2 separate regions of the Homo sapiens genome follow, and region 1 is linked to region 2. Evidence: read pairs that join two places in POLR2A ChIA-PET (ENCODE). Cell type or tissue: PC-9. All regions are shown on one strand. Each heading gives the region's core, and the rest is flanking DNA. Links, peaks and the distances in the headings are about the cores only. Region 1 overlaps MEI1 (meiotic double-stranded break formation protein 1). Region 2 overlaps SREBF2 (sterol regulatory element binding transcription factor 2).

Evidence for each region. ChIA-PET counts read pairs that join two places held together with the same protein. Peaks named below come from ENCODE experiments on the same cell type or tissue, not always from the same donor. Only the 100,000 strongest peaks of a DNase experiment are listed, where the experiment ranks them.
Region 1: POLR2A ChIA-PET joins it to region 2 with 12 read pairs; 5 of 35 experiments call an interaction of 5 or more read pairs at or near these places.

The regions. Positions count from the first base shown.
Region 1 is chr22:41,754,010-41,769,164 of GRCh38, forward strand. It overlaps MEI1 (meiotic double-stranded break formation protein 1), which reads left to right. Exons shown (of 31, transcript NM_152513.4): 17 at 1-37; 18 at 4,356-4,524; 19 at 9,165-9,312. Among named protein-coding and RNA genes, the nearest start is that of CCDC134, 39 kb to the right of the region's middle. In PC-9, for the core only: CTCF peaks have their summits at 9,262 (motif pointing left) and 9,465; no DNase peak of the experiment used is centred there.
Region 2 is chr22:41,833,565-41,848,719 of GRCh38, forward strand. The region is part of intron 1 of SREBF2 (sterol regulatory element binding transcription factor 2); the gene reads left to right. It overlaps SREBF2-AS1 (SREBF2 antisense RNA 1), which reads right to left and starts at 1,101. Exons shown (of 2, transcript NR_157279.2): 1 at 879-1,101; 2 at 1-416. RefSeq lists a silencer at 1-234 and enhancers at 1,457-1,958, 1,959-2,458, 12,900-13,700. In PC-9, for the core only: no CTCF peak of the experiment used is centred there; DNase peaks (open chromatin) are centred at 7,947 and 9,517; H3K4me3 peaks cover 1,559 bases; H3K27ac peaks cover 4,644 bases.

The DNA of each region.
Region 1 (15,155 bases), core at 2,680-10,679, 79 kb before region 2:
TCAGCTCCAGAGAAGACAGGACCACCTTCCAAAGAAGGTAAGATGCTACAATTTGACCACTCATGTGGCCTGTGCTGGTCTTTAGAGTCTGGGTGCCTTGCTGATTGACTAGATAGTGAGTTAGTACAGCCACGAGATTTCTTTGCCTGAGGCTGCCCAGAGGAATCGGAGTGATGCAATTATAGGTTGATTCCTAGGGATATGAAGTAATAGAACTGGAAAATGATGGAACCCAAGGCTCCTGGCACCTTAGAGTTGAGAAGGATCCTAATGTTCATCAAGTCCAGTTCCTTCTTCCTGACAGTCTCCTCTGCAACATCCCCATACCATAGGCCTCAGGAGTCCAGTGTTCACTATAGCATTAATAGTGTGTTCTATTTCTTCATTCATTCAAGTAGTGTTTCTTTTTTCTTTTTCTTTTTCTTTTTGTTTTTCTTTTATTTTAAGACAGTCTCGCTCTGTTGCCCAGGCTGGAGTGCAGTGGCATGATCTCAGCTCACTGCAACCTCTGCCTTCCAGGTTCAAGTGAGTCTCCTGCCTCAGCCTCCCAAGTAGCTGGGATTACAGGCTCCTGCCACCACGCCTGGCTAATTTTTGCATTTTTAGTAGAGACGGGCCTTCACCATGTTGGCCATGCTGGTTTCAAACTCCTGACCTCAGGTAATCTGCCTCGGCCTCCCAAAGTGCTGAGATTACAGATGTGAGCTACCGTGCCCAGCCAAGAGGTGTTTCTTGAGCACCTGTTGTGTGTCAGACTCCATTCCAGGTGCTGGTGAAAGAGCCAGGGATACAAAGCCCTGCTGTCATAAATTGAAACAGGCAGGCAATAAGCAAATGCATACTATGTCAGAGATCCATAGGCACTATGAAGAAAATAAAACTGGGCAAAAGGATAGAGAGTGATAGAAGGAGGAGAGAGACATGTTAGATAGGGTGGTCAGGGAAGGCCTCCATGTGGAAGTGGTATGTGAGCAGAGGTCTGAGTCAAGTAAAGGAAAGCCATGCAGAATCTAGGCAGGAGGAACAGCAGCTGCAGGGCTGAGAGCTGGAAGTTTTTCCTCTTGTTGAACATTCATTGAGCTTCTGCTACCTGCCAGGGGAGGCCTAGGTACTGCTGTGGATAGAGCGATTATAACAGTATGTTATTTGCCCTGAGGGGTTCCTCTATCTTAGACCTGTCTCCTGATATAATAGAAAACAGTTTAATAATTGTTTCATCATTCATTCAACAAATATACCTCTGTGGGTAAGACCTAGTTCTGGCTCTTTTCCCCCTTATTATATTTGTGAAGATTCTGTGTCCTCTCCCCCACTCTCTACACCTGCTGCTCTCTTTTATCTTTCCCAGACATCATGCTGAGAGGGAGCAAAGCCCAGGTGAGCATTTTTATTGCTTCCAACATAGCTTGGCTACTGGTTCTCTCACTATGCTGGCTACTCCTTTCTGCAATCTCCCTGTTAAGGCATGATCTGGCCTGCAGAGAGAATAGCATGATTTCTGCCATGTAGCCTAAGACTATTGGCAGTCACATCACCATCACCTCTCATGCTCATAAGTGCCTGCTCCACTGCTTCTGGCAGTTCCCTTGCTTGTCAAACCAAGGGGAGCCCCACACATCTCCTGCCTTAAACACTGGGGCTTCTTAAATCTCATTGTGCCAGGAAATGCAGCACATCTCTCATAACATTCAGACTGCTTTCTTTTATATATCAGGAGAAAGGCAGGTGGATGTGTGTGGCTGAAGGATATTTGTTTCATTATTATTATATTGATGAGAGCATGCTTTGGTGGACAAGCACTGAACTTGGAATTAGGAGAGCTGACCTGGCTCTGCTACCAAATTGCTGTGGGACATGCGCTATCCTCACCCTCTGCTTGCCCAGGACTTGGCCCTGGCAGGATGGATTCTTTCGGTTGACCTTCAACTGAGGTCCTGTCTTTCAATCTCTCATCCACTCACTGCTGGAAGGATTATCTGAAAACAAAGTCTTAACATCTTAACTCCCCTGGCTTTCAGCTGTGGTCTCCACACATCAGTCTGTGGAGTAGTGTCAAATAGTGATGAAGTTTTCTCTGGTCCATGGTGAAATGTGGAACATAAGGATAAAGTTGACTTTATTTAGGTTTTTTTGTTTGTTTTGTTTTTTGAGGCAGAGTCTCAGTCTGTTGCCCAGGCTGGAGTTGAGTGATGTCAGCTCACTGCAACCTCCACCTCCCAGATTCAAGTGATTCTTGTGTCTCAGCCTCACGAATAGCTGGGACTACAAGCATATGTCACCATGCCCAGGTGATTTTTTTGTATTTTTAGTAGAGATGGGGTTTTGCCATGTTGGCCAGGCTGGTCTTGAACTCCTGGCCTCAAACAATCTACCTGCCTTGGACTCCAAAGTGCTAGGATTACAGGTGTGAGCCACCGCACCTGGCCTTTATTCAAATTTTAAACTCTGAAGTCAGTCTTTTTCTTTCCTTTTTTTTTGTTTTGGGACAGCGTCTTGTTCTGTTGCCCAGGCTGGAGTGCAGTGGCGTGATCTCGGCTCATTGCAACCTCCACCTCCCGGGTTCAAGCAATTCTCCTGCGTCAGCTTCCTGAGTAGCTAGGACTACAGGCACTTGCCACCACGCTTGTCTAATTTTTGTATTTTTAATAGAGACAGGGTTTTGCCATGTTGGCCAGGCTGGTCTCGAACTCCTGACCTCAGGTGATCCACCTGCCTTGGTTTCCCAAAGTGCTGGCATTACCGGCTTGAGCCACCACGCCTATCCTTCTTTCCTGTTCTTTTGGTATTAAAATATTCTTTCTTTTATGAAACCGTTTTCGTAAGAAATCTAGAAGTCTCTGCCCTCAGGATGAAGTCCCAATTCCTTAAGTGGCATTTGCTTAAAGGTCTTTCACAGTCCAACTGCAGATTACATCACATAGTTCCCCAGCTTCTGACACCCCACATCTATTCACTGACTATCCAGTGACACTGAATGGAAACATGGCATGTCTTCTCATGCCTTCAGGCCTCTGAACACCTTGCTTCCTTTTCTCTTTTCTCCTGTCGCTGCCTCTTTTCTCCTCACCCTCCACAGTTTGTTTCTTTCTTTCTTTCTTTTTTTGAGACGGAGTCTCGCTCTGTCGCCCATGCTGGAGTGCAGTGACATGATCTCGGCTCACTGCAGGCTCCGCCTTCTGGGTTCACGCCATTCTCCTGCCTCAGCCTCCCAAGTAGCTGGGACTACAGGGGCCCGCCACCTCGCCTGGCTATTTTTTTGTATTTTTAGTAGAGACGGGTTTTCACCGTGTTAGCCAGGATGGTCTTGATCTCGTGACCTCGTGATCCGCCAGCCTCGGCCTCCCAAAGCTTGCTTTCTTTTTTCTGAGATGGAGTTTCGCGCTTGTCATTCAGGCTGGAGTGCAATGGTGCCATCTCAGCTCACTGCAACCTCTGCCTCCCAGGTTCAAGCGATTCTCCCACCTCAGCCTCCCAAGTAGCTGGGATTACAGGCGCCCGCCATCATAGCCGGCTAATTTTTGTATTTTTGTAGGGACGGGGTTTCACTATGTTGGCCAAGCTGGTCTTGAACTCCTGACCTCAGGTGATATACCCTCCTCAGCCTCCCAAAGTGCTGGGATTACAGCCTGGCCCACAGTTTCTTCCTCTTTGACCTTTCCTTCCCCATGCCAGGCAGCCTGAGTCACTCCCTCCTCAATATAGCGCTGATCACATGTCCTGCAATTGCCTGTCTCATTATGTGTCTCTTCCCATCAGCTGCCAGTTCCTGGAGGTAGGGCCTGGGTCTCACAGCCTGTCCTGAGTAGTAGCCACTCAATGAACATATGTCAAATGAATGAAAGAATGAATGTTTTTGGGAGGCCAAGGTGGGTGAATCACCTGAGGTCAGGAGTTTGAGACCAGCCTGGCCAACATGGCAAAACCCTGCCTCTACTAAAAATACAAAAAATTAGCTGGGCGTGGTGGTGGGTGCCTGTAATCACAGCTACTTGGGAGGCTGAGGCAGGAGAATTGCTTGAACCCAGAACGGGGAGGTTGCAGTGAGCCGAGATCATGCCATTGCACTCCAGCATGGGCAACAGAGCGAGACTCTGTCAAAAGAAAAACAAAACAAAAAAGGAATGAACGTTAATTTTTGAGACATATCCATGTCCTTCTGCTTGTGAAGTTTAGTCTTTCCCGGTAGGTTGAACCTTGCTCAAAGGAAGAGGAGCCTCTGATTTCCTTATTTCCCACTATACTGCATTTACCCTTGCTGCCCTGTGCAGTACTCTGCATGTAGTAGGTACTAATGTGCTGATTACCTGTTCTTCTATGTTCTCTGTGTGGCTTTCCTCTACTTATTCCCTCCCTAGAACTCTCTGCAGTGTCTGAGCTCCTGCAGCATGGGCTGCCCCAGATAAGCAGCAGGAGCCCTGAAAGCCTTGCCTTCCTGTCTGATCGCCAGTACATGGAGGGAGCTGCTCGCCAGAGACAGTACTGCATCCTGCTCCTCTTCTACTTGGCCTACATCCATGAAGACAGGTCAGTGCACAGAGGTGGGTGGCTGGTGGTGGGTCTTGGGACCTTCATCAGCAGTTCAGTTCAATAAATAAGGGCATCTCTCCAAGCCTGATGCTGGGCACTGGGGACACGGGGATAAGTAAGAAATGGGTTGTGTCCCTGAGAGGCTCATATCTTAGAAGTGGGTTAGAACAGGTGGGTAGACACTGTGCTGAGAGACAGAGGCCTAGAAAGCCAGTGAGTATTCCTTGCTATCCTTGAGGGTGTTGTTTGTCCACAGAAAAAAACTTCAGTAGGTTACTTTGGTTTTAATCATTACTGTTCAATTTATTACATTTTTAAAATCATGGCTGGGCATGGTGGCTCACGCCTGTAATCCCAATGCTTTGGGAGGCCAAGGTGGGCTGATCAGTTGAGGTCAGGAGTTCGAGACCAGCCTGGCCAACATGGCGAAACCCTGTCTCCACAAAACATACAAAAATTAGCCGGGCATGGTGTTGCACACCTGTAATCCCAGCTACTCTGGAGGCTGAGACAGGAGAATTGCTTGAACCCAGGAGACAGAGGTTGCAGTGAGCCAAGATTGTGCCACTGCACTCCAGCCTGGGTGACAGAGTGAGTGAGACTCCATTTCAAAAAGGATATAAAAATAAAAATAAAAGGGCTGTTCTTTCTTAAGCTGTAAGAAATAATTTGTTGGGCCGGGTGCAGTGGCTCACACCTGTAATCCCAGCACTTTGGGAGGCCGAGGCGGGTGGATCACCTGAGGTCAGGAGTTTGAGACCAGCCTGACCAACAAGGTGAAACCCTGTCTCTACTAAAAATACAAAAATCAGGCCGGGCGCGGTGGCTTACTCCTGTAATCCCAGCTCTTTGGGAGGCCGAGATGGGCAGATCACGAGGTCAGGAGATCGAGACCATCATGGCTAACAAGGTAAAACCCCGTCTCTACTAAAAATACAAAAAAATTAGCTGGGCATGGTGGTGGGTGCCTGTAGTCCCAGCTACTCGGGAGGCTGAGGCAGGAGAATGGTGTGAACCCGGGAGGCAGAGCTCTCAGTGAGCCGAGATCGTGCCACTGCACTCCAGCCTGGGCGACAGAGCGAGACTCCGTCTCAAAAAATAAATAAATAAATAAATAAATAAATAAAAATAAAAATACAAAAATCAGCCGGGCATGGTGGCAGGCGCCTGTAGTCCCAGCTACTCGGGAGGCTGAGACAGGAGAATTGCTTGAACCCAGGAGGTGGAGGTTGGAGTGAGCCAAGCTCATGCCACTGCACTCCAGCCTGGGTGTCAGAGTGAGTGAGACTCCATCTCAAAAAGGATATAAAAATAAAAGGACTGTTCTTTCTTAAGCCGTAAGAAATAATTTATTGGGCCGGGTACGGTGGCTCACATCTGTAATCCCAGCACTTTGGGAGGCCGAGGCGGGTGGATCACCTGAGGTCAGGAGTTTGAGACCAGCCTGACCAACAAGGTGAAACCCCATCTCTACTAAAAATACAAAAATCAGGCCGGGTGCAGTGGCTCACTCCTGTAATCCCAGCTCTTTGGGAGGCCGAGATGGGTGGATTACGAGGTCAGGAGATCGAGACCATCATGGCTAACACGGTGAAACCCCGTCTCTACTAAAAATACAAAAAAATTAGCCGGGCGTGGTGGTGGGTGCCTGTAGTCCCAGCTACTCGGGAGGCTGAGGCAGGAGAATGGCGTGAACCTGGGAGGCAGAGCTTGCAGTGAGCTGAGATCGCGCCACTGCACTCCAGCCTGGGCGACAGAGAGAGACTCTGTCTCAAAAAAAAATAAAAAAAAGAATAAAAAAAATAAAAATGAAAATACAAAAATCATCCGGGCGTGGTGGCAGGCGCCTGTAGTCCCAGCTACTGGGGAGGCTTAGACAGGAGAATTGCTTGAACCCGGGAGGCGGAGGTTGCAGTGAGCTGAGATCGTGCCACTGCACTCCAGCCTCGGTGACGGAGTGATACTCTGTCTCAAAAAATAAATAATTAATTAATAATAATAATTTATTGGCTGGGTGTAGTAGGACGAGCCGTAGACAGAACCTCTCAGACACCGAATTGTAGAAGGAAGGGCTTTATTCAGCTGGGAGCATTGGCAAGCTACTGCCTTAAAATCTGAGCTCTCCAAGTGCACAATTTCTGTCCCTTTCAAGGGCTCACAGCACTAAAGATTTCACATGAAAGGGTCGTGATTGATTTGAGCAAGCAAGGGGTACGTGGCAGGGGCTGCATGCACCGGCGGTCAGAGTGAAACAGAACAGAGCAGGGAGTTTCACAGTGTTCTTCCATACAATGCCTGAAATATATGTGTAACATCGGGTTCTAAGTCATGAGTTGATTTTTAACCGCTAGGTTTAAGCCAGGCAGGCCCAGGCCTGGTTTTGGGCCTGGCGCCGGGCTGCCTGGCTTTGATTTCACTTCTTTGTTTTTTTTCTTAAAACAGGTACTGAGTAGAAAACAATATAAAACAATATGAGAGGGTCTGTCTCTTCCCTCACGGGTGCGGTGGCTTACACCTGTAATCTCAGCACTTTGGAAGGCTGAGGTAGGTGGATCACCTGAGTTCAGGAGTTCAAGACCAACATGACCAACATGGTGAAACCCAGTCTCTACTAAAAATACAAAATTAGCTGAGTGTGGTGGCGAGCGTCTGTAATCCCAGCTACTGGGGAGGCTGAGGCAGGAGAATCACTTGAACTTGGAAGGCAGAGGTTGCAATGAGCTGATATTGTGCCATTGCACTCCAGCTTGGGCGACAGAGTGAGACTCAGTGTTTTTTTTTTGTTTTTTTTTTTTTGAGACGGAGACTCACTCTGTCGCCCAGGCTGGAGTGCAGTGGCCCAATCTCGGCTCACTGCAAGCTCTGCCTCCCGGGTTCACGCCATTCTCCTGCCTCAGCCTCCTGAGTAGCTGGAAATTCAGGTGCCCGCTACCACGCCCGGCTAATTTTTTGTATTTTTAGTATAGACGGAGTTTCACTGTGTTAGCCAGGATGGTCTGGATCTCCTGACCTCGTGATCTGCCCGCCTCGGCCTCCCAAAGTGCTGGGATTACAGGCGTGAGCCACTGCGCCCGGCCGACTCAGTCTTAAAAGAAAAAAAAAATTATTAAGGTAAAATTTACACAACATAAGCTTGACCATTTTAAAGTGAACAATTCAGTGGTATTTAATAGTACCTTTAAAATGCACAACCACCACCTTCATCTAGTTCTAGAACATTTCCATCACTGCAAAGCTGTCACTTCCGTTCCTCCTCCCCAGCTCCTGGCAATCAACAATCTGTTCTGTCTCTTTGGAGTTACCTATTCTGAATATTTCACATAGATGGAATCATACAGTGTGTGACTTTTTGTGTCTGGCTTCTTCCACTTAGCATATCATTTTAGAAGTCCATCCAGTGAGCATAATGTTTGTACCGTGTATCAGTACTTCATTCCTTTTATGGCTGATTAATATACCTTTGTATGTATACACCATAATTTGCTTTTATTCACCTATTGGTGGACATTTGGGCCTATCCACCTTTTGGCTATTGTGAATAGTGCTGTTGTAAACATGTGTGTACATGTATTTGTTTGAGTAGTGTTTTTAATTCTTTTTGGGTATATTCTCAATCCTCTCACCTTGGCCTCCTCAAATGCTACCATTACAGGCGTGAGCCACTGCACCTGGCCTCCTGTTTGCTGTCTTTTCGCTTTCTTTTCTTTCTTTCTTCCTTTCCTTTCCATTCCTGTCCTGTCCTATCCTGTCCTTTCCTCTTTTCCCTCCCCTCCCTTCACCTCCCTTCCTCTTACTTCCCCTCCCCTACTCTACCCTCCCTTTTTCCTTACCTTCCCCTTCCCCCTTCCTCTCCTTTCCTTTTGTATCTTGCTCTCTTACCCAGGCTGAATTGCAGTAGCACAATCATGGCTCGCTGCAGCCTCAACCTCCTGGGCTCCAGCGATCCTCCCATCTCAGCCTCCCATGTAGCTGGGACTATAGGCATGCGTCTACACAACCAGCTAATTTAACTGATTTTTTTTTTTTTTTTTGTAGAGAAGAGGTCTGACTATGTTGCCTAGGCTGGTCTCGAACTCCTGGCCTCAAGCAGTTCTCCCACCACAGCCTCCCAGAGTGCTGGGACTCTAGGCATGAGCCATCACACCTGGCCGTTTTCACTTTCTTAGTGGTATCTTTTAAGCACAAATGTTTTTAATTTTGATGACCTCTAATTTATCCATTTTTTTCTTTTGTCATTTATGCTTTTGGTGTTATATCTGTTAAATACACCACTGTTTAATGATAAATACAAGAAGAGAGGGGTGGAGCAGCTGCCAGAGCAGGGCCTTCTGAACCCCAGCAGTAGCACCCTTCTCTTTAACACTGCTGGTCCAGCTGGCAGATAGCTCACCTCCCAAGTGTGAATGAGGAGTATTTGGCCCCTAACTGAGCCTTGCACAAGGCACAGAACAATGTGATGTATATATATGGCAGTGCTTTGTAAGTATGTATAGCACACTGTTTGTCTAAGATGTCATTAGGCTGTGGGCATATTGGGGCAGGACAGTGGGCTGAGGAAGGATGCGGCCAGGCAGAATAGAAGAGCCCAGTGGCCTGCCAACTCTGCCTTTCTCACTCAGGCTTTTCTTGGTTGACAGGTTTGTCTCAGAGGCAGAGTTATTTGAGGCTGTGCAAAGCTTCCTCCTGTCGCTGCAGGACCAGGGCGAGCGCCCCCCACTGGTGGTCTTCAAAGCCTCCATCTATCTGCTTGCAATCTGCCAGGACAAAGACAATACACTACGTGAGGTATGGACCACAATGCCTGGGCTCCTTGTCCTTCTGTACCTCTTTACATTAGTGTTCCCTGGGAGACCATGATGATGATAGTGTATAGACAAGCGGGTGGTAGAGAGAGACAAAGCGGAGGTGTTAGGAGTGTGGAGAGGAGTAGGATGCAGACTCATACAGAGCCTGTATAATTTACCTAATTATCTCAGCCTTCCTGGGAGGAAGAGATTATTTGCATTCTACAGATAAGAAAATCGGGACTGAGGCTGGGCACGGTGGCTCACGTCTATAATCCCAGCACTTTGGGAGGCTGAGGTGGGCGGATCACTTGAGTTCGGGAGTGCAATGGTGTGATTTCGGCTCACTGCAACCTCCACCTTCTGGGTTCAAGCGATTCTCCTGCCTCAGCCAGGAGTTCAAGACCAGCCTGGGCAACATAGTAAGACCTTGTCTCTACAAAATATTAAAAATTAAAAAAAAACAACAACTCTTTGGTCACCTTTGGAGGATGCTATGCAACAAACTCATGTTTTTGAAAACTGGTAACCACAGGAAAAGAATCAAGCACTTAACCTATGTTTCCTATGTAATCTAATCTAACCCTTCAGAGTAACTGAATAGTTAATGAGGGGAAGTTTCCTTTTTTTTTTTTTTTTTTTTTGAGACGGAGTCTCGCTCTGTCACCCAGGCTGGAGTGCAGTGGCAGGATCGCTGTGGCAGGATCGCTGCTGACCACAACCTCCACCTCCTGGGTTCACGCCATTCTCCTGCCTCAGCCTCCTGAATAGCTGGGACTACTGGCGCCCGCCACCACACCCGGCTAATTTTTTGTATTTTTAGTAGAGACGGGGTTTCATCCTGTTAGCCAGGATGGTCTCAATCTCCTGACCTCGTGATCTGCCCGCCTCGGCCTCCCAAAGTGCTGGGATTACAGGCGTGAGCCACCGTGCCCGGCTGGAAGTTTCCTTTTATACAAGTATTTAAGTTAATAAACAGATAATGACAGAACTAGAATATTATTGTTTTGTAATCCCTAATTAATTAGTGGATCTAGGCAATGATCACCAGTGGCTGCTACTAGCACAAAGAGAGAGACAACAGGACATTGTGTGCCCAGGTGTGTCTTACTTGAAAACCCATTCACTTCCACTATGCCTTTCTGTTTCCACTCAAATTAAACCAGGTCTACTCTCATCACATTTGCCTCAACAGTAATCAAAAAGAGGCAAAATTAATAGTCAATGGAGGAAGAGTGCCTTTAGCTTTAGACTGAAGGGTCCACACTAAGGAACAGAAGCAATATTCTATGAAATAGGTGAGAGGTTCAGTGATGAATCAGACGTGGTCCTTGATTCCAGGAGTTTATAAGGAAGCTGGAGAGAGAAAACTTGTCCACACACAACCACCACGAAAGTGATCCAATAGCCTAATTAACAATGATCTGAGTCCCAGCAATCCACTTTCTTTAATAAACTGTTACCAGAAGAAGATACCAATACCTTAGAGCTCTTTGCTCCTGTACCAACCAGAGGTGGTACTAAGGAATGAGCCTTAGGAGTCAGTCAAGTCTGAGCTGGAGTCCGACTCCCGCATCAGTTAACTGTGTGACCTAGAGAAAGTTACTTGAACTTCAGTCTTGATTTTTTTTTTCAGAATACTAATAATGTTCATGACCTGAGAAGCCTTTGCTTCAAAATGAAAAGTTCTAATAATTGAACAACCAAGAGTCTTGCTCTTGTTTCCCAGGCTGGAGTGCAATGGCGCCATCTTGGCTCACTGTAACCTCCGCTTCCCAGGTTCAAGCAATTCTCCTGCCTCAGCCTCCCGAGTAGCTGGGATTACAGTGGGATTATAGGCATGTGCCACCACGCCCAGCTAATTATTGTATTTTTAGTAGAGACGGGTTTTCAACATGTTGGTCAGGCTGGTCTCTAACTCCTGACCTCAGGCGATCCACCCACCTCAGCCTTTCAAAGTGCTGGGATTACAGGCATGAGCCACCGTGCCCAGCCAGAAAATTTTTAAAAATTGGCCAGGTATGGTGGTGCGCACCTGTGGTCCCAGCTACTGGGAAGGCTGAGGTGGGAGGATTACTTGAGCGCAAGAGGTCGAGGCTGCAGTGAGCCATGTTCATGCCACCGCACTCCAGCCTGGGTGACAGAGTAAGACGTTGTCTCAAAAAATAAGATAAAATTTAGTATAAATATATAAAGGGCAACATACAATCACAACTTGATTTTTCTACTCAATTTTATTTTGATATTATTTCATCTTACAAAAAAATTTCAAGAACAGTTCAAAGACACCGATTAGCCAGATTCACCAATTTTTATTTTTATCTCATTTGCATTCTCTCTCTTCCCATCCCCACCCCCTTATTCTTTTTTTCTGAACCACTTGAAAATAATTTTCAGAGAGTCATTTTATTCATAAATACTTCAATTTGTATTTCCTAAGAATTAGGACTTTCTCTGTTACATAATCAGTGTACAGTGATCAAAATCAAGAAATTTAACATTGTATATAATATTGTGTAATCCTTAGTCATCAATAGTCAAATTTCACTATACCAAAATGTTCTTTTTTTTTTTTTTTTTTTTTTTTTAGACGGAGTCTTGCTCTGTCGCCAGGCTAGAGAGTGCAGTGGCGTGATCTCGGCTCACTGCAACCTCCGCCTCCCGGGTTCATACCATTCTCCTGCCTCAGCCTCCTGAGTAGCTGGGATTACAGGCACCCGCCACCATGCCTGACTAATTTTTTGTATTTCTTAGTAGAGACGGGGTTTCACCGTATTAGCCAGGATGGTCTTGATCTGCCCGCCTCGGCCTCCCAAAGTGCTGGGATTACAGGCATGAGCCACCGTGCCGGCCATACGGTTTTTGTTTTTTGAGACAGAGTTTTGCTCTGTCGCCCAAGCTGGAGTGCAGTGGCGCGATCTCTGCTCACTGCAACCTCTGCCTCGGGTTCAAGCAATTATCCTGCCTCAGTGCCCCAAGTAGCTGGGATTACAGGTGCGTGCCACCATGCCTGGCTAATTTTTGTGTTCTTAGTAGAGACAGGGTTTCACCATGTTGGCCAGGCTGGTCTCGAACTCCTGACCTTCTGATCCACCCGCCTCAGCCTTCCAAAGTGCTGGGATTACAGGTGTGAGCCACCGTGCCTGGCTTACAATTCCTTCTATATTTTTTAGTTGGAATTCTACTGTATGGACGTTTTCTTTCTTTTTATTATTCATTTTACTCAATATTATTATTATTTTTCGAGACAGGGTCTTGCTCTGTCACCCAGACTGGAGTGCAGTGGTGTGATCACAACTCCCTGCAGGCTTGACCTCCTGAGCTCAAGCAATATTCCCACCTCAGCTTCCTGAGTAGCTGGTACCACAGGCATGCACCACTGCATATGCCTGGCTAATTATTTTTATTTCCTGTAGAGACGGACTGGTCTCAAACTCCTGGGCTCAGGCAATCCCCCTGCCTTAGCCTCCCAAAGTGCTAGGATTACAGGTGTGAGCCACTGCTCCTGTCTCCAGTATTATTTTTGAGAATTACTCGTGTAGATTCACGTTGCCCTAGTTTATCAGGAAGTTGTTCTGATTAGAGTGAAAAGAAAGGTTAGAAGGGAGGTGAAAGAGTTTAGAAGGCAGAACAGGGACCATCAAGCTACTGGAGGCAGGGAAGCTCTTTGTTCTGGGCAGCTGGTTGGGCTAAAGAGGTGTGGGTAGAGGAGCACCCTCCATGGTCACTGAGGTCCTTGGTGAGCAATGGGACTGCCTAGATGAGGTAGTGCTGCAAGGGGCACCTTCAGGAGGCTCGTGGACGTCTTCCCCATAAAATTTGCCTGCTAGCTCCCAGGCCTTTCCTTGGCTTCTGTCTCTGATGTCACCTTCTTTATGTGGTATCTTTATGAAAAGGCTTCCTTGGTACCATTTACCTGTGAATGCCCTTTATGTAGAAGCAGGGTAACCTTGTATACATGCATTGTGCAGAAAGGCAGGACTCCTGGGTCCACATTCTCGTTCTGTTGCTAATGTTCTGGGCCTTCCTGGCGAGATCTCCTTCCCTTTCTGGGCCTTGGGCAGAGTTATCTCTGAGATCCTTTCTGATTCTCATGGTCTTTGAGCCTTTGTGGAAGCAGTGGAGGAGATACACACTGATGTGTGTTAAGGTATGTGTCTGAGGATCCCCAATAGCCAGAGTGTGGGTGTCTCTGTGGGGATGGATATTTCAGAGTGTCAGGCCTTACTTATGCCTGGAAACTCTTCCTTTTCAGCAACTTCATTGCAGTTTGATCAGCATTTCCTAAGCTGTTGAACACAACTCTATGCCGATGATTTTTTATTTGCTTCTCAACATTTCAGCTACTCAACCAATGTGGATTGACCACTTGACATGAGCTAGGTACCATGTGGGGCCCTGTCAGGTCTGAAATGAATCAAACAAGTTCCTTGCCCTCAGAGAACACAAGTTTGTCAGGAGAGACAAAAAGATCTCCTATGGGTCAGGCAGCTACAGTAATGAGTGCTCTCCTGGAGCTGGGGGACTGGTCAAGAACCAGCAAAGCATTATATAGCATCAGGAGAGGCTTTGTGGAGGAGATGGAGGAGGTGAAGGGAGAACTTTGAAGCTGAGAGCAGAGTATGATTTAATGTACAGAAGTGGGAAGATGCCCAATCTATCCATTCAAGGAAGGAAGCCTAGCTTAATGTGCCTTAGCTAAGTCATATGGGAGGTAGAATAGAGAGGAGCTGAAAAGGTAGACTTAAGTCTTTATTAACATGCTTGAAAATGAAATTAGGCCGGGCGCAGTTGCTCACGCCTGTAATCCTAGCACTTTGGGAGGCCGAGGCGGGCGGATTGACTGAGCTCAGGAGTTTGAGAGCAGCCTGGGCAACATGGTGAAACCCTGTCTCTACTAAAATACAAAAAATTAGCTGGGCGTGGCGGCATGCGCCTGTAGTCCCAGCTACTCGGGAGGCTGAGGCAGGAGAATTGCTTGAATCCTGGAGGCGGAGGTTGCAGTGAGCTGTGAGCTGAGATTGCGCCACTGCATTCCAGTCTGGGTGACATAGTGAGACCCTGTCTCCCAAAAAAAAAAAAAAAATGAAATTAAGGGAACAATTCCATTTACAATAGCATCAAGAAATTAAATACTTGGGAATATAACTTAACAAAGTATAAGGACTTTGTGTTAGTCAGTTCTCGCATTCTTATAAAGAACTACCAGAGACTGAGTAATTTATAAAGACAAGAGATTTATGTGACTCACAGTTTCACAGGCTATACAGGAAGCATGGCTGAGGAGGTCTCAGGAATCTTACAGTCATGGCAGAAAGCAAAGGGGAAGCTGGCATATCTTATATGGCTGGAGAAGGAGGAAGAGAGTGAAAAGGGAGGTGCTACAAACTTTAAAACAACCAGAGCTCATGAGAATTCACTCAGTATCACAAGAACAGCAACGGGGAGGTCCACCCCCATGATCCAGTCACCTCCCACCAGGCTCCTCCTCCAACACTGAGGATTATAATTTGGACATGAGATTTGGGCGGGGACACAAATCCAAATCATATCAACTTATATAGTGAAAATTTCAAAACATTACTGTTTTTCTCTAGTTTTTTTCTTAATTAAAAATCTAAATTAACAGACTGCATTCATGAATTGGAAGACTTAATAGTTTAAGATGGCAGTGCTCTCCAAATTGATCGGTAGATTCAATGCAATCTGTATCAAAATCCCAATTGTACTTTTTTGCAAAAATGAATAAGCTGAACCTAAAATTCATATGGAAATGCAAAATAGTCAAAACAATCTTGAAAAAAAAGAACAAAGTTGGAAGACTCATACCTTTTTTATTTTGGA
Region 2 (15,155 bases), core at 1,855-9,854:
ATCTGGGGCGCCGCGGGGCCGAAAGCGGCGCGAGGGTCGCGGGTTCCAGAGCGCGGGGCTAGGGACGTCGCGGGGGCGTCTCAGGGAGCGGCCTAAGGAGAGCGCGTGGCCGCCGCCTCCCTCGCGCGCCCACACGCGGTTTCCGTGGTCCGCTCTCCCGCCGCCCGCGACCGCGCGTCGCACCTGTCACTCCCTTCCTGGCCGCGGGGACGTCTTTGGGATTCCCGGGGCCCAGCCCCCAGTCTCCGCGCCCCGAATCCCTGGGCTTCTCAGGATTGACCGACGGCCAGGTCGCCGGGTGCTCCGCGAAACTTTGGGCAGCGACTGCAGAAGCAAGTTGCTGATGAAGAGAGCAGTGGCGGCGGAGTGTGGACACATCTCTCCGGGATGGAGACCCGGGCGCTCCTGCTGTCACGCTGCAAGGGGAATTGAGCAGAAGAAATTTTGAGTTGTGGCCCCTCGGGTACGGGCTGGGGAGCGGGTGGCCTTTGTTCCAGCGCCTTAACAGCGGAGTGGAAGAGCTGGTAGGAGCCCAGGGATCCACTCTTAAAATACTAATTTTGCGACCACGGGAACAACGATTTGGAGAGGGTCAGCGGCTTGCTCAAGGTCACCCAGCTGGTTAGAGCCTAGTTCTTGCAGTTCCTTGGCCAGTATTGGTTTTTTTATACCCCTCCTTTCAAGAAAGAGTCCAGTTGACTAGGCTAGTAATCTTATTAACTGGATAGTTGCACTCTTATGTTTAGGCCCCAAAATGCTTTGTATTATTTCACTTCTTCCTCACAACAATCCTGTGAGATACTCTTATTACCTCTATTTTAATACGGTAATTAAAGAAGCCGAGGCCAGGAGATGTTGACTTATCTAAGGCCACTCACCTTAGAGAGCTTAGGCAGAAACACAGGTGCATTGTACTTTTCAGTTTTCAGAATGCTTTCATGTCCAGGATCTCACTACAGCCTTGCAGGCATGTATGATGGCTACATCCCCGTTGTGCAGATGAAGAAGCAGAAGCAGCAGAAGATTCTCTTTTGGGGGAAGAGATAAATGCAGCAGCTAATTGAAAAGGATCTGTTTGCCATTTTCCCATTTTGCTTTTGTAATATTTCTCCCCTTGGTTTGTCCTTGATTTCCATTTTGGTCATGTGGGCAGTGTGATAAGACCCTTAATTGAAGCCCCAGTTCTAACCACAGACTCTTTGCTAAGTGCTTCTAAATACAGAAATGGGTTAACAAATGGGGGATGGGGTAGGTGGGGGTTGGGAACATAGCAAGGGCAGCTAACATGTTTTGAGAACTTCTGTGCCAGACGGTGTTAAACAGTTATACACGTTAATGTTCTCAATCTTCCTAACAACCCTGTCAGGTAGAGAGAACTGTTATACTTGTCATCTCCCTCTCACTGATCCTGAAAGTGAGGCCCAGGGTGGTTCATTAATTTACTGAAGATTACACAGCCAGTAGAAAGTACTGTATGTCTATAGCTGCCTACCTGCAAGGGCACAGAAAGAAATTCATGTGCATTTTGCATTCCTATTCCATGATCAATTCCTATTTGTCTTATTTTGTTTATCTGATTTTTAAATTTAAATTTTTATTTATTTAGTTATTTTTTGAGACAGGGTCTCATTCTGTCACCCAGGCTGGAATGCAGTGGCACAATCATAGCACAAACTCTTAGGCTCAAATGATCCTCCTGCCTTGGCCTCCCAAAGTGCTAGGATTACAGGTGTGAGCCACCTAAATTTTTTTTTTTTTTTTTTGAGATGGAGTTTCGCTATTGTTGCCCAGGCTGGAGTGCAATGGCGCGATCTCGGCTCACCGCAACCTCCACCTCCCGAGTTCAGGCGATTCTCCTGTCTCAGCCTCCCGAGTAGCTGGGATTACAGGCATGCGCCACCACGCCCGGCTAATTTTGTATTTTTAGTAGAGACAGGGTTTCTCCATGTTGGTCGGGCTGGTCTCCAACTCCCAACCTCAGGTGATCCGCCCACCTTGGCCTCCTAAAGTGCTGAGATTACAGGCATGAGCCACTGTACCTGGCCGAGCCACCGTGCCTGGCCGAGCCACCTAATTTTTTTTAGAGACAGTGTCTGGCTGTTGCCCAGGCTGGAGTGCAGTGGCACAATCATAGCTCACTGCAGCCTTGAACTCTTGGGCTTAAGCAATCCTCCCAGCTCAGCTTCCCGAGTAGTTAGGACTAAGGCATGTGCCACCACACCTAGCTAATTTATATATATATGGTAGAGCCAGTCTCACTGTGTTGCCCAGGCTAGTCTTCAACTTCCAGGCACATGCAGTCCTCCTGTCTTGGCCTCCCAAAGTGCTGGGATTACTGGCATGAGCCACTGTACCCGACCCTGTCTTAATTTGTAATGAGTTTAAATTACCTAGTGGTTAATACTGTCTTTATCCCCACAGATTTCTGAATAAAATGGAAACTACCACCCTCTGGAAACTACCACAGTGGTTCAGTGGCTTCATAGGTCCATTAGGTTTGATCCCAGTGGAAGAAGATTCCATTTCTCTGTCCTTCCAGAAGACCTGGTTTATAACAGTGCATAAGGCTTTTTCTCAAAATAGTTATATACCGCACAAGGAAGAGGTGTGGCTGTTGTGTCACAGGAGACCTAGGGGCCAGGTTTGGGAAAAGTGGTTCCATGTCTTCAGTTGATCAACAAGTATTCAAGTGCTGGCTGTGGTTTCTGAGCTGTAAGGAATCGTGAAAGATAGCATAGAATTTTATGGCTTCATGGAGCTTGAGATGAGAAACTCTAGTGCCAGTATGGAACAGCTTAAAATTGCACAGCACAACAAGTAAAAGTCAGCAGTGAGGGTAGCTTGGTAAAGGCTGGCTTAGCAGGAAGACCACACCAAAGAGGTGGCTCTTGACCTGGGCCTTGGAGGACAAAAAGAGTTGGGCATGCTGAAGGTCAGTGGTCTGAAGATAAAATTATCCCTTGATTCTCACCCCTGTGTTCCCATTACTGAATGTTAGCTCCTTGAGGCAGAGACCTTCGTTTCATTCCCACTAAATTCTTTGAACCTAGAACAGTGCCTGGCACAGTGAGAGTGCCCATTAAATATTTGTGGAATGCCTGAGTGATCCAGTGATCTTGGGCTGGGCAGGATACTAATTGTCTTGGACATGGTTTGGAGTTGGATTAGATCAAGGAAATAGCCAGCCTGGATGCTTCTAGGAGCCGGTCAGGTGAGGAAGGGGAGAGGCAGGCAGGGTGAGTACATTTACTTCCTTTGTATGTGTATGGTGGGGATAAGGGGTGGATGCAACCTAGAGAGCCTCCAGGAGGTGCAGGCAGGCAAGGATCCATTCATTCCACAATGTCTGCTGTGTTCCAGTCCATTGGTACCCTTCAAGGATATGGGCTCAGGGAGGCCACATTCATTTACTCATTGAATGGCTTCTAAGTATTCATGATGGACAAAGGATAACTTGAGCGCGACAGATCATGTGTCTTCTCTCTCACGAAGCTTACATTCTTGATGGAGGAAATACAAGTTGAGTAAAATAAATGAACAGTTTAGGCAGGGCACTGTGAGCAAAATAAAATTGGGCCATATTATAGAGTGTGACTGGGCTAGCCTACTTAGATTCGGAAGTCCAGGGAGGCTTCTTGGAAGAGAGGTATCAGTGTCTGTTTTTCAAGAGATGCCGAAGTCTGGATTTTTATTTGAAATACCCAGATTTTTGGCCGGGCACAGTGGCTCATGCCTGTAATCCCAGCACTTTGGGAGGCCGAGGTGGGCGGATCACCTGAGGTCAGGAGTTCAAGACCAGCCTAGCCAATATGGTGAAACCCCATCTCTACTAAAAATACAAAAATTAGCCGGGCATGGTGGTACACGCCTATAGTCCCAGCAACCCAGGAGGCAGAGACAGGAGAATCACTTGAACCTGGGAGGCAGAGGTTGCAGTAAGCTGAGATCATGCCACTGCACTCCAGCCTAGGCAACAGAATGAGACTCTGTCTAAAAAAAAAAAAAAAAAAAATGCTGGACACGGTGGCTCACACCTATAATCCCAGCACTTTGGGAGGCCGAGGCGGGTGGATCACCTGAGGTTGGGAGTTTGAGACCAGCCTGACCAACATGGAGAAACCCCGTCTCTACTAAAAATACAAAATTAGCCGGGCGTCGTGGCACATGCCTGTAATCCCAGCTACTCAGGAGGCTAAGGCAGGAGAATTGCTTGAACCCGGGAGGCAGAGGTTGCAGTGAGCCGAGATCGCGCCATTGCACTCCAGCCTGGGCAACAAGAGCAAGACTCTGTCTCAAAAAAAAAAAAAAAAAGAAAGAAAGAAAGAAATACCCAGATTTTTATATGTTGGCTCATTTAAAAAAAAAGTACTATAGGCACCCAATAAAGCATGTGTGCTAGTTGATCTCTGGGGTCTTGTACTACTGCAGAACGTCCTGTTGTCCCAGGCCCCCAGGTTTCCCATAATAGAGTAAGTCTACCATTTCATTTTGTGTTATATATCTCTATTTTGAGAAAGGGCCTCATGTGCCATTACACACCAGGTCTTCTGGAAGGGCAGCAAGGTGGGATCCTCTTCCACTGGGATCAGGAAAGAAACAGTCATGGAGGTGACCTTTTTGCTGGGTCCAAATAGATGGGTGGCAGGAGCAGCCTGACAAGTATGTGGGAGGAGTTAGAACAAGCTGCCTTTGGAAATGAAAGTTTACTAGAGATTTCTTGGAATATAGTGTGTGTGAGGAAACAGTAGAAGATGAGGTCTGAGAGGTGAGGTGGAGCTAAATTGTACTGTAGATGCAAGGTGTTTTATGGAAGATAGGGAATTGTTGAAGATTTTCAAGTAGGGGGTGACATATTAATCATGGGTTTTTAAGAAAATTGAATTGTGGGCTGGGCTCAGTGGCTCATGCCTGTAATCCTAGCATTTTGGTAGGCCGAGGAGGGTGGATCACCCGAGGTCAGGAGTTCGAGACCAGCTTGGCCAACATGGTGAAACCCCATTTCTACTAAAGATGCAAAAATTAGCCGGGCATGATGGTGGGCACCTGTAACCCCAGCTACCTGGGAAGCTGAGGCAGGAGAATCGCTTGAACCTGGGAGGCGGAGGTTGCAGTGAACCCAGATTGTGCCACTGTACTCCAGCCTAGGTGACAGAGCAAGACCTTGTCTCAAAAAAATAAAAGAGAAAGAAAAGAAAATTGAACGGTGGTGATAGGCAAGGAAGATTGGAGGCAGGGAGGCCAATTAGGAAACTGTAGCCATCCAGGTGTGAGGTGATGAAGGGTGACAAATTTGGATGGGAAGTGGCCCTCATTCAAATACCTTTCCATGGCACTGACTTGGGCCTCTGCTTGCTTCTCCCTGCAGAAACCCAGTTTGACAGAGTACCCTGCAGTACCTGGCACTGACTAGGTGTTCTGTAAAGGTGTGTCTGATGAGGAAAGGAAAGCACCTCAAGTTCAGTCTGAGTGTTCACACCATTGGGAAGGTTGGAGTGGCCAACTGGGTGAGCAAGGAGTGAGTGTTGGGGATGTGACAGGACATGTCCTCACTGAAGGCTTGTCCCTGAAGGCAGAGCAGAGGGAGAATTCTAAGATCCCATTAAGACTTTGAGCCTGGAGCACTGGGGGAGTTAGGAGTCAGCAGAAAGAGCTGGTTAGGGGAAATGATGAAAATTTATCTTAATTGTGCTGAAATTGGGGTGCCTGGGGGTCATCCATTAGGAAATGAGATGTAGATACTTAGGAGAAGGTAAAACTGGGATGGAGATTGAAGAGAGTCACTGCTGAGTCAAGAGGAGAGAACTGGGAGATTAGAGGTTAGGAAAGTGTTAGCTTTTCAAGGAGTAGTCTGTAGATGGTGGAGACAATGCCACAGAGAACAACAAGGATGACAAGGCCATGCAAGGAGTCGTGGGACTTGGTATTAGGAGGCCAAACCTTGCCAGAACAGTCAGATGAGGGAATCCAAGGCAGAAAGGAAGCAGGGGTGAGTGGGAGATGGGCAGGTGGAAGCAAGTAGTTCTCTTTGGAGAAAGTAGAATAATTTTTTCAATGAGCTGATCTACTTTCTGTCTTGATGAGTTTGCCTGTTCTGGACAACTCATAAATGGAATCAGACAGGTAGCATAATATTGCTTAGGTTCATCATGTTGCAGTGTAGTGTTCCATTGCATGGACACACCGCATTCTGTTTTATCTACTCTTCAGTTGGTGGACATTTGGGCCGTTTCCACTCTGGCTACATTATGAATGAAGCTGCTACAAACTTGTGTACAAGTTGCTGTGTGGACATATATGTTCATTTCTCTTGGGTAGATCTTCTACATTTTTTGTTGTTTATGTTTTCCAAGAGCTTATAATAAATAGTCCCATTTATTCACATGCTTAGTTTCTTTTTTTTTTTTTTTTTTTTTGAGACGGAGTCTCACTCTGTCGCCCAGGCTGAAGTGCAGTGGCGCGGTCTCAGCTCACTGCAGCCTCTGCCTCCTGGGTTCAGGCAGTTCTCTGCCTCAGCCTCCCAAGTAGCTGGGATTATAGGCACCCACCTCCACACCCAGCTAATTTTTTGTATTTTTAGTAGAGACGGGGTTTCACCATCTTGGCCAGGCTGGTCTTGAACTCCTGTCCTTGTGATCCACCCGACTCGGTCTCCCAAAGTGCTGGGATTACAGACGTGAGCCACCGCGCCCGGCCCACATGCTTAGTTTCTATGTTCCTGTAACTAATTTGCCCTAAATCTTGTGACAGAAACTTGCAATGTGGTGGTCAGTTCCTTTCTTTCCTGTCCCATCTGATGGCTATGGTTTAGGTCTGCTCTCCCTTCACTTATCTTGGGACAACCCCTAACCATCACCCTTGGGGGCAATGTTGAAGCTCTTCTTTCCCAGTTCTTGATTTTTACTCACTTATTTTAGTGGAGCACATCCTCCAGTGGCTTCCTGAGAAAGAGTACATTTAGGTAACTCTTCGAGGCCTTGCCTGTCTAAAAACATCTTTCTACCAACCTCATTCCACTTTGGTAGTTTGGCTGAGTTTAGAATTTTAGGTTGGACAGAGTTTTATGTCAGAATTTTGAAGGCATTGTCTGATTATCTTCTTGCTTCTAGTAGAGAAATCTGATGCCATTTCCATTCTTGATCCTTTGTGTGACCTGTTTTCTTCTCTGGAAGCTTTTGGGATCCTGTCTTTATGTTCTGAATTCCATGACAACGTGCCTTGATGTGACTGGGCCGACAGTCACTGTCCCAACTTGTTGGGGCTCTGGAGAGCTGTGTCTGATACCTGAATTCATGCAGTCCCCCTGCCATCAGCCTCCTTGTCACCTGAGCCTGCAGAGGAACTTCCAGTACCTGAGCCTTTCCATGGCACTGATTTGGGCCTCTGCTTGCTTCTCTCTGCAGACACCCAGTTTCATCTTTGGCAGAGTATCCTGCATGCAGTACCTGGCACTGAATAGGCACTCTGTAAAGGTGTGTCTAATGAGGGAAGGAAAGCACCTCAAGTTCAGTCTGGGTGTTCACACCATTGGGAAAGTTGGAGTGGCCAACTGGCTGAGCTAGGAGTGAGTGTTGGGGATGGTTGTGGTCAGCACACCCCTAGGAGGTGGAGGTGGGAGAAGAGTGGAAACTGACTTCACATTTCTCCAGGGAGGGATGCTTTGGAAAAACTGCTCAGTGAGATGAAGCACAGATCTGCTTTTCATCCCTTTTGTACCTTTTTAAAGACATAAGGTATGTTTTGACACTGGAGTATATATGAGGGTTGCTAACGTTTGGGTTGAAAGAGCTGCTGTTGTCCACAGCTTATTTATTTTCCACCCATTTTTGTCTCCTGGTCTCATCCAGTTACATTTCCTGGGATATGTTTTTGGAGGTTGCTCAGATCACGGCACTAGAGTCCCTTTGGGTTTCTCCTCCCTCCTCTGTCTATTTGGCCTCGCCCTTGACAAACATTCCCCACATTCACACCCAGGCCTTTGGCCTAATGTTCTTGAATGCTGCTTGCCTCTCATTGAATAGGCTTTTATGTAGCTCTCATATTCAGTTCATATTTTGGCATTTTAAAAAATATATATTTTTGCTTCTTTCTCAACTAGATCATTTCACTCCTCAAATTTGTAATTAAAAAAAGGAAATTCTCAAGCAGTTTTATTCAATTAGAACTTTGCAAATATCAAATTGTCCGTATCCTTCTGGATTCTCGTCTGAACATTGCTTATCTGCGTACATATCACAGTGTTTTCACATAGGGATTGCTGTATGTTGAAGTAGTTGAGGTGTAATAGCCATATAATCTAATGTGATCCATCTGAATAGGCAAACCCTTGCACACCTGTGTACCTGTTGAACATTTTCATCATTTGCAGTTTTTTCTTAACATAAGCACTGTTCTGAATACTTGTGAACAAGTCACTTGGGAGTTTGTTCATGGGCGTGTATCTTCCAAAGAGGAGTCTTCAAGTTCAGCTGGGTAACACACTATCAGCTGTAGCCCTTTCATTTTAAAAACATTTCCAGTGCTGCAAATTACTATGGTGATTGGGAATTACAACTTGGAAATATTTTTATTTTTTTAAAAGATAGTACATTCATATGAATCAAAATAAAATACATAAAAAGGTACTATGAAAAGTCTTGCTCCCGGCCCTACCCACTATCTGCGTAGTCCCACCGCTCCCTCACAAGTAATTAAATTTTTAGTTTCTTTTACCTGCTTCAAAATGTATTTGTTATTACAAAAGAAGCTAATAACAAATATTGATTTTAGTTTTTGCTTTGCTTTCCTTTTTGACTGAAAAAGTTAGCATGCTATAAGCCCTGTTCTTCTGTGCCTTGCCTTTTCCTTTCTGCTTACCAATGTATCTTATAGATCATCCCAGACTTTTTCACTGCTGCATGGTTTTCCATTTGATGATGCCCTGTAATTTATTCATCCAGTCCTTTTTTGATGGACATCTGAAGGTATTTTCAGTCTTCTGCTATTAAAAACAATGCTGCGAATAGCTTTGTAAATTCTTCCTTTCACACATGTGCAAGTCTAGAGGCAGGAGCGGTTACCAGAAGTGGGATTGTTGGATCAAAGCCAGGGTGGTGCTGTCTCCGACATAGTTGTCGCAAGAATCCAGTTAGGTAAAACATAAGAGGGGCTGGTCACAGTGGCTCATGCCTATAATCCCAGCACTTGGGGAGGCCGAGCCGGGTGAATCATGGGGTCAGGAGATCAAGACCATCCTGGCTAACATGGTGAAACCCTGTCTCGACTAAAAAATACAAAAAATTAGCCGGGCGTGGTGGCATGAGCCTGTAATCCCAGCTACGTGGGAGGCTGAGGCAGGAGAATCGCTTGAATCCAGGAGGTGGAGGTTGCAGTGAGCTGAAATCGCACCACTGTATTCTAGCTGGGACACCAGAGCGAGACGTCCGTCTCAAAAAAAAAAAAAAGATTATAATGGAGCTATTGCCATACCATCTAGGTGTGTGTAAGTATACTCTGTGATGTTTGCACAATGAAGCAGTTGCCTAATGACACATTTCTCAGAATGAATCCTGTTGTCAAGTGACACATGACTTTATTTGATAATGAATACAAGACCATTTCATCTTGATCCCAGATAGATACATTGAGATGCATTGATGTTCTCTAAGTGAACGTGACTCATCCTGTTCTTTATTAGTTATTGACTGTTTCCGTAGTCACCTCTACTTTTTGATCGTTCACCAGGTTTTGAAATCACTGTGTAGGCAGCACCCACTATGCAGTTCAAAACTTTATGTAGGCCTGTTTTGTACTGGGCTCCAGGTTCAGTGCTGGCAAATAAACAAGTTCCTTGTTCTCACAGAATGTGTATGGCCTTGGGTGCCAGGCACCGTTCCATGCCTTAACCTACATTCGTCTCATAATACGTTTTTGCATGCAATCTTTTCTTCAATTCTGTGGTATGCTGCAGGTGAAGAAACTGAGGCATAGATCACGTAGCTTGTAAGTGATGGAACAGTGGCCTAAATCCAACATGTGCAACTTTAGAACCCATGTATTTTTCCTCTGTCCCATGCCCTGTCTGATGTAAGCAGGCTTCTAAGTTGCAAATACCAGGTGGTGTGGTGTGCTTTGAAGCTATTTATTCAACATGTGTTTATCAAGAAGTGTCTGTCCAGGCGCAGTAGCTCATACCTGTAATCCTAGCACTTTGGGAGGCCAAGATGAGAGGATCCCTTGAGCCCAGGAGTTTGAGACTAGCCTGGGCAACATACCTGGACAACATAGTGAGACCCCATTTCTGTAAAAAAAAAAAAAATACAAAAATTAGCCAGGCTTGGTGGCACCAGCCTGTAGTCCCAACTACTTGGGAGGCTGAGGTGGGAGGATCACTTGAGCCTAAGAGGCTGAAGATACAGTGAGTCAAGATCACACCACTGCACTTCAGCCTCGTCAACAGAGCGAGACCCTGTCTCAAAAAAAAAAAAATACATACACACACACACACACACACACACACACACACGTATATGTATATATATTTTTTAAATTAAGAAAAAATGTCTGCTCTATGCTGGACACTTAAAGTGACTTCCCCTGGGTCCTAGGGTACTTTCTGAGCCTTAATTTCCTCTGTAAGGTGGGGGTTGGGTACCTTAGCTCACTTAGTTCTTGCAGCACCTATGATGTAGCTAAGGTACAAAAAAGGAAGAGGACAGGACCTAACCTCTTTTGGCTCTATTTAAAAATGAATGAGGAACTGAATGAACTTCAGTTTGCACATTGATGTAGGACTAGGGGACCTGTTTTTAGAATATGTTTGGAAATGTTTATTTTTTCCTTTTGAAATGGCTTTTGTAGGTGTGGTAGTGGGACACAGAGGAGCAGTCACAGAGTGTGGTGCAAGTGACCACAAAATTAAGGGTTAAACTTTGTTGACATGATGGAATTTTTTAGAGTAGCAGAATCCCAGAGCCTGTGCCTTAAGGTAAGGCTCCCTGGGGAACTTTGTTTAGAAATGAATCCTAAACTATCGAAGGGCTTGCAAACTAGAAAATTTCTGCATATCTCAGGCCTTGAGAATTGCTAATGGATATGTATCTAAATGTCCCTTACAAGCTTGCTCCTCCACGTGGCCCTGTGGAACAGGTCTGTTGGGTTCAGGATCTAGTTTGGAACAGTGATGAAATTTCGAGCTGCTGAACCAGATATGGAACTGCTTTGCTAACCTGGTGTCTGCCCAGCTTAAGCCCCCTCCATCCCACAGCTGTGAAAGGAAATCATGCTTCTTCCCAAGTGCTAACATTCCTGTGAGGCCTTACACTTTACCCAAGTCCTCCTGATACATTTGTCTTCCTAATAAGTGCTATAAAATTGAGGCTTGATTTCCACCCCCACCCCCCACCCCCACAAGAGTCCTGCTCTGTCGCCCAGGCTAGGGTGCAGTGGCACGATCTCTGCTCACTGCGACCTCTGCCTCCTGGGTTCAAGCAATTCTCCTGTCTCCTGTAATCCCGAGTAGCTGGGATTACAGGTGTGTGCCACTATGCCAGGCTAATTTTTGTATTTTTAGTAAAGATGAGGTTTCAACATGTTGGCCATGCTGGTCTTGAACTCCTTACCTCGTGATCCACCTGCCTTGGCCTCCCAAAGTGCTGCGATTACAGGTGTGAGCCACTGCGCCTGCCCATGGCTTGATTTTTATGCCCATTTTCCATGGACATAGATGAAGGCACTGAGACAGAGAAATTAGATGATTTGCCAATGCTTCCTATGCTGATGACGGGGAATGAACTTGGATTTTCTGATGTGGGATTCCATATTCTTCGCTGTCCTATGAAAATGAGGTGGGAGATGCCTTGATTCAGGAAGCCTGTCTGTCTAGGAGCCCCTTCTCTGGTCAAAAGTTGTTTTTAAAAAATCCTTGCTGCATTTCAACGTGAATGAGTATCCACTGTATTCATAGCACAGTGCTAGAAGCTGTTAGAGTTGAATGAAATGGCCTCTGCTTTCAGGGAGCTAACATGTAAACATCCAGTCATAATACATGGGAAAATACAACAGAGGCTATAACAGAGGAACAACTCTAAATCTTTGGAGGACTGAGGAAGGGAATTAGAAAAATCTTCACAAGGACTTTGGCATTTGGGCTGAATTGTGAAGGGTGAGTAAATAGGATTTTAGAAGGTAAAGGAGCAGGCATGGTGTTTATTTAGATAGATTTAGACAAAGTTGGGAATAATTTGGCATGCTCTAGGAATATGTGTGTCAGAGTACTGCATAGGACAGAGGTTCTCAAACTTGAATGTGTCTATGAACTCCCAGGGTATACCCCCAAAGATCTGAATGTGGAAGGTCTGGGATGTTGTCCAACAGGAACACCTAACTAGTGGAGGGGGCAGGATCAGAGGAGCCTTCTCAGGGATAAGCTGAGGTCTTAAAGGGGTGGAAGGAGAGAGCAGCTGTGTTCCAGGCTGAGTGAACAGCCATTTTGAAGGGCTTGACCAGTGCTGGTGCTCGAGTGTCTGGGTTTTGTGTAGACCACACTCTTGATAACTGTGCTGTTCGTTATCTTCCACAAACAGGGTTTTGGTCAGGTGCCTCCTTGCTTCAGTGTGTTCTTTATCAGTCAGGATTCTTGGTGATAAGCAGCAGAAACCGCTTCTATCTAGCTTGAACAGAAAAGGATTTGTTAGAAGGGTGGTTCTTGGAGTGACTAGAAAAGCTGGAGAGCCAATTTGGAAAATGGGCCAGAACCAAGGAGGCTCCTGCTTAGTACTCCTCCGCCTTCATGATCTGTATATTGTCTCTGCTTTCCTGGGTCATTCCCTCAAGGGTCGCACTCCTGGTGGGAGGATGCATTAATCAGAGCTGACTGGCAGGAAACCTTCCCTCACATGAGGACTGCCCAATGGGGATTCTCCAAAGGAAGATCAGGGTGCTAATGGGAGGGTCGGGTCTGATGATGGACAAATGGAACAAAAGTGGCAAATGCCCACCATGTATTCTGTGCCTTTCCTTGCCTCTGAAATAAAAGCAGTTTCTGCCGCCAAATATACATGGTAGCATTAAGTCAGGCCTTTCACAGGCAGCTCCATCTCTCCATTTTGCACCGTGCTGTCTCTACTTCAGCAGCTGGCAGGACATTTCCTGATACTGTGGTTTTGCTCAAACTATTTCCTTTGCCTGGAATACCCTTCCCTCTCTCTAATTTATAAACCCTTTTCATCCGTTAAGCTCGGTTTTCACTGCCTGCCAGGATGGATCAGTCCTTTCTCTGCTCTCTGACAGCCCTTTCTTTGTGAGGCACTTGTCTGTTCTTGCCCTTGTCGCAGTTTATGGAGTTGGTTAGGTTTCTCTTTCTTCTCTGTGAGCATGGGAGATGGGAAGAAAACGAATACTTTTCAGTCTTTGCCCTGTGCGGAGTTCCACACAAGGCACATAGGATCCTCCAGCTCCCAGCCCAGAGTACATAGTGTATGCAAATTTGAGTGGATGTTTGTATTTGTAGCGTGATTTGATAACCTGCTTTGCAAGTATTCTTTTTCTCTTTAGTTTTAGGGAGATTTGGGGGCATGGTAATGGATGGAAGGGTAAGATGGTGGGATGTTGGGGTCTTTCATTTTTGCCTGAATGGTTTAAGGGCTGAAAAAGGTTGAGATCTCTTGCTTTGTAGACTCTGCCCCCAGGAGGAGGACAGTTCAGGTGAAGTGGCTTGTGCCTGATTTTGTTGGCAGTGGGTCACCTGAAATGTGAAATGTGAGGGCCTCCTTTTGCAGAACAGGGTCATGCAGGATCAGTTCCTTGGAGTCTCACTCTGCATCTCACTCAATTTTGTAGTCTCCTGCTAAAAGAGAGTGAAAGAGGGAACAGTATGATGCCAGGGCAGCAGCAGGTGAAGAGCTGGGAGATACAGGAAAGACCTGGGATGACACATCCTTCTCTGTCTGAGCTTGGGGCATTCACTCTACTCATTCGTGAATGAAGCACTTACTGAGCACCTGTCCAGTGTCAGGCTGTCTTTGGTGATATCCGTATGATGATAGAACCAAAGCATCTGCATTATGTGGTAGCTAAGAGCTTGACTTTAAATCCCAGCTCCACCACCTGCTGACTGGGTGACATTAGACAAGTTACTTAGCCTCTGAGTGCCTCATTTTCCTTACCTGTAAAGTGGAGATGATAATGGCATCTACCTCAAAGTGTCATTGAGATTAAACGAAATTTGTGTAAAGTGTTTAATTGCTGATACATAGTAAGAGCTCAGCAAATGTTAATTCCTGTACTTTTTAAAAATTATTACTACTAATTTGCTCAGTTTTTCTTCTTGATTGTTGTTCTCAAAGTCTGTTTCTTTTATTTATTTTCATTATTATTATTATTTTTTTTTTTTTGAGACGGAGTCTCGCTCTGTCGCCCAGGCTGGAGTGCAGTGGCGCAAACTCGGCTCAGTGCAAGCTCCGCCTCCCGGGTTCATGGCATTCTCCTGCCTCAGCTTCCCGAGTAGCTGGGACTACAGGCGCCCGCCACCACGCCCAGCTAATTTTTTTTTGTATTTTTATTTATTTATTATTATTATACTTTGAGTTTTAGGGTACATGTGCACAATGTGCAGGTTAGTTACATATGTATACATGTGCAGTGCTGGTGCGCTGTACCCACTAACTCGTCATCTAGCATTAGGTATATCTCCCAATGCTATCCCTCCCTCCTCCCCCTGTATTTTTTTAGTAGAGACGGAGTTTCACCGTGTTAGCCAGGATGATCTCAATCTCCTGACCTCATGATCCGCCCACCGTGGCCTCCCAAAGTGCTGGGATTACAGGCGTGAGCCACCGCGCCTGGCCTTCAAAGTCTGTTTTTAATAGAGCAGTCATTTAAAAATAATAAGTGGGATAAGAGAGACAGCCTTTCAAACATGGGATGACAAGAATCTGATGTCTGTGTTTTAGCATTAGGCAAGGATTGGAGTCCCTGGCTGCAGCAAGGGTGGGGCTCTTGCATGGGTCGGGACTCTGGTTGATTGCAGCATCGTAGAGCCTAACTGCTGGGAGGTGGGGCAACCCCAGCGAGAAACTCCTAGGAGGAAGCACCTCCCTGTGGTGGTTGGGGCAACTTGTGGAGCAGGGTGCTTGAGAAAAGAGCACAGGGCTTAGAGGAAGGAGTAAGGCTCCTATCTC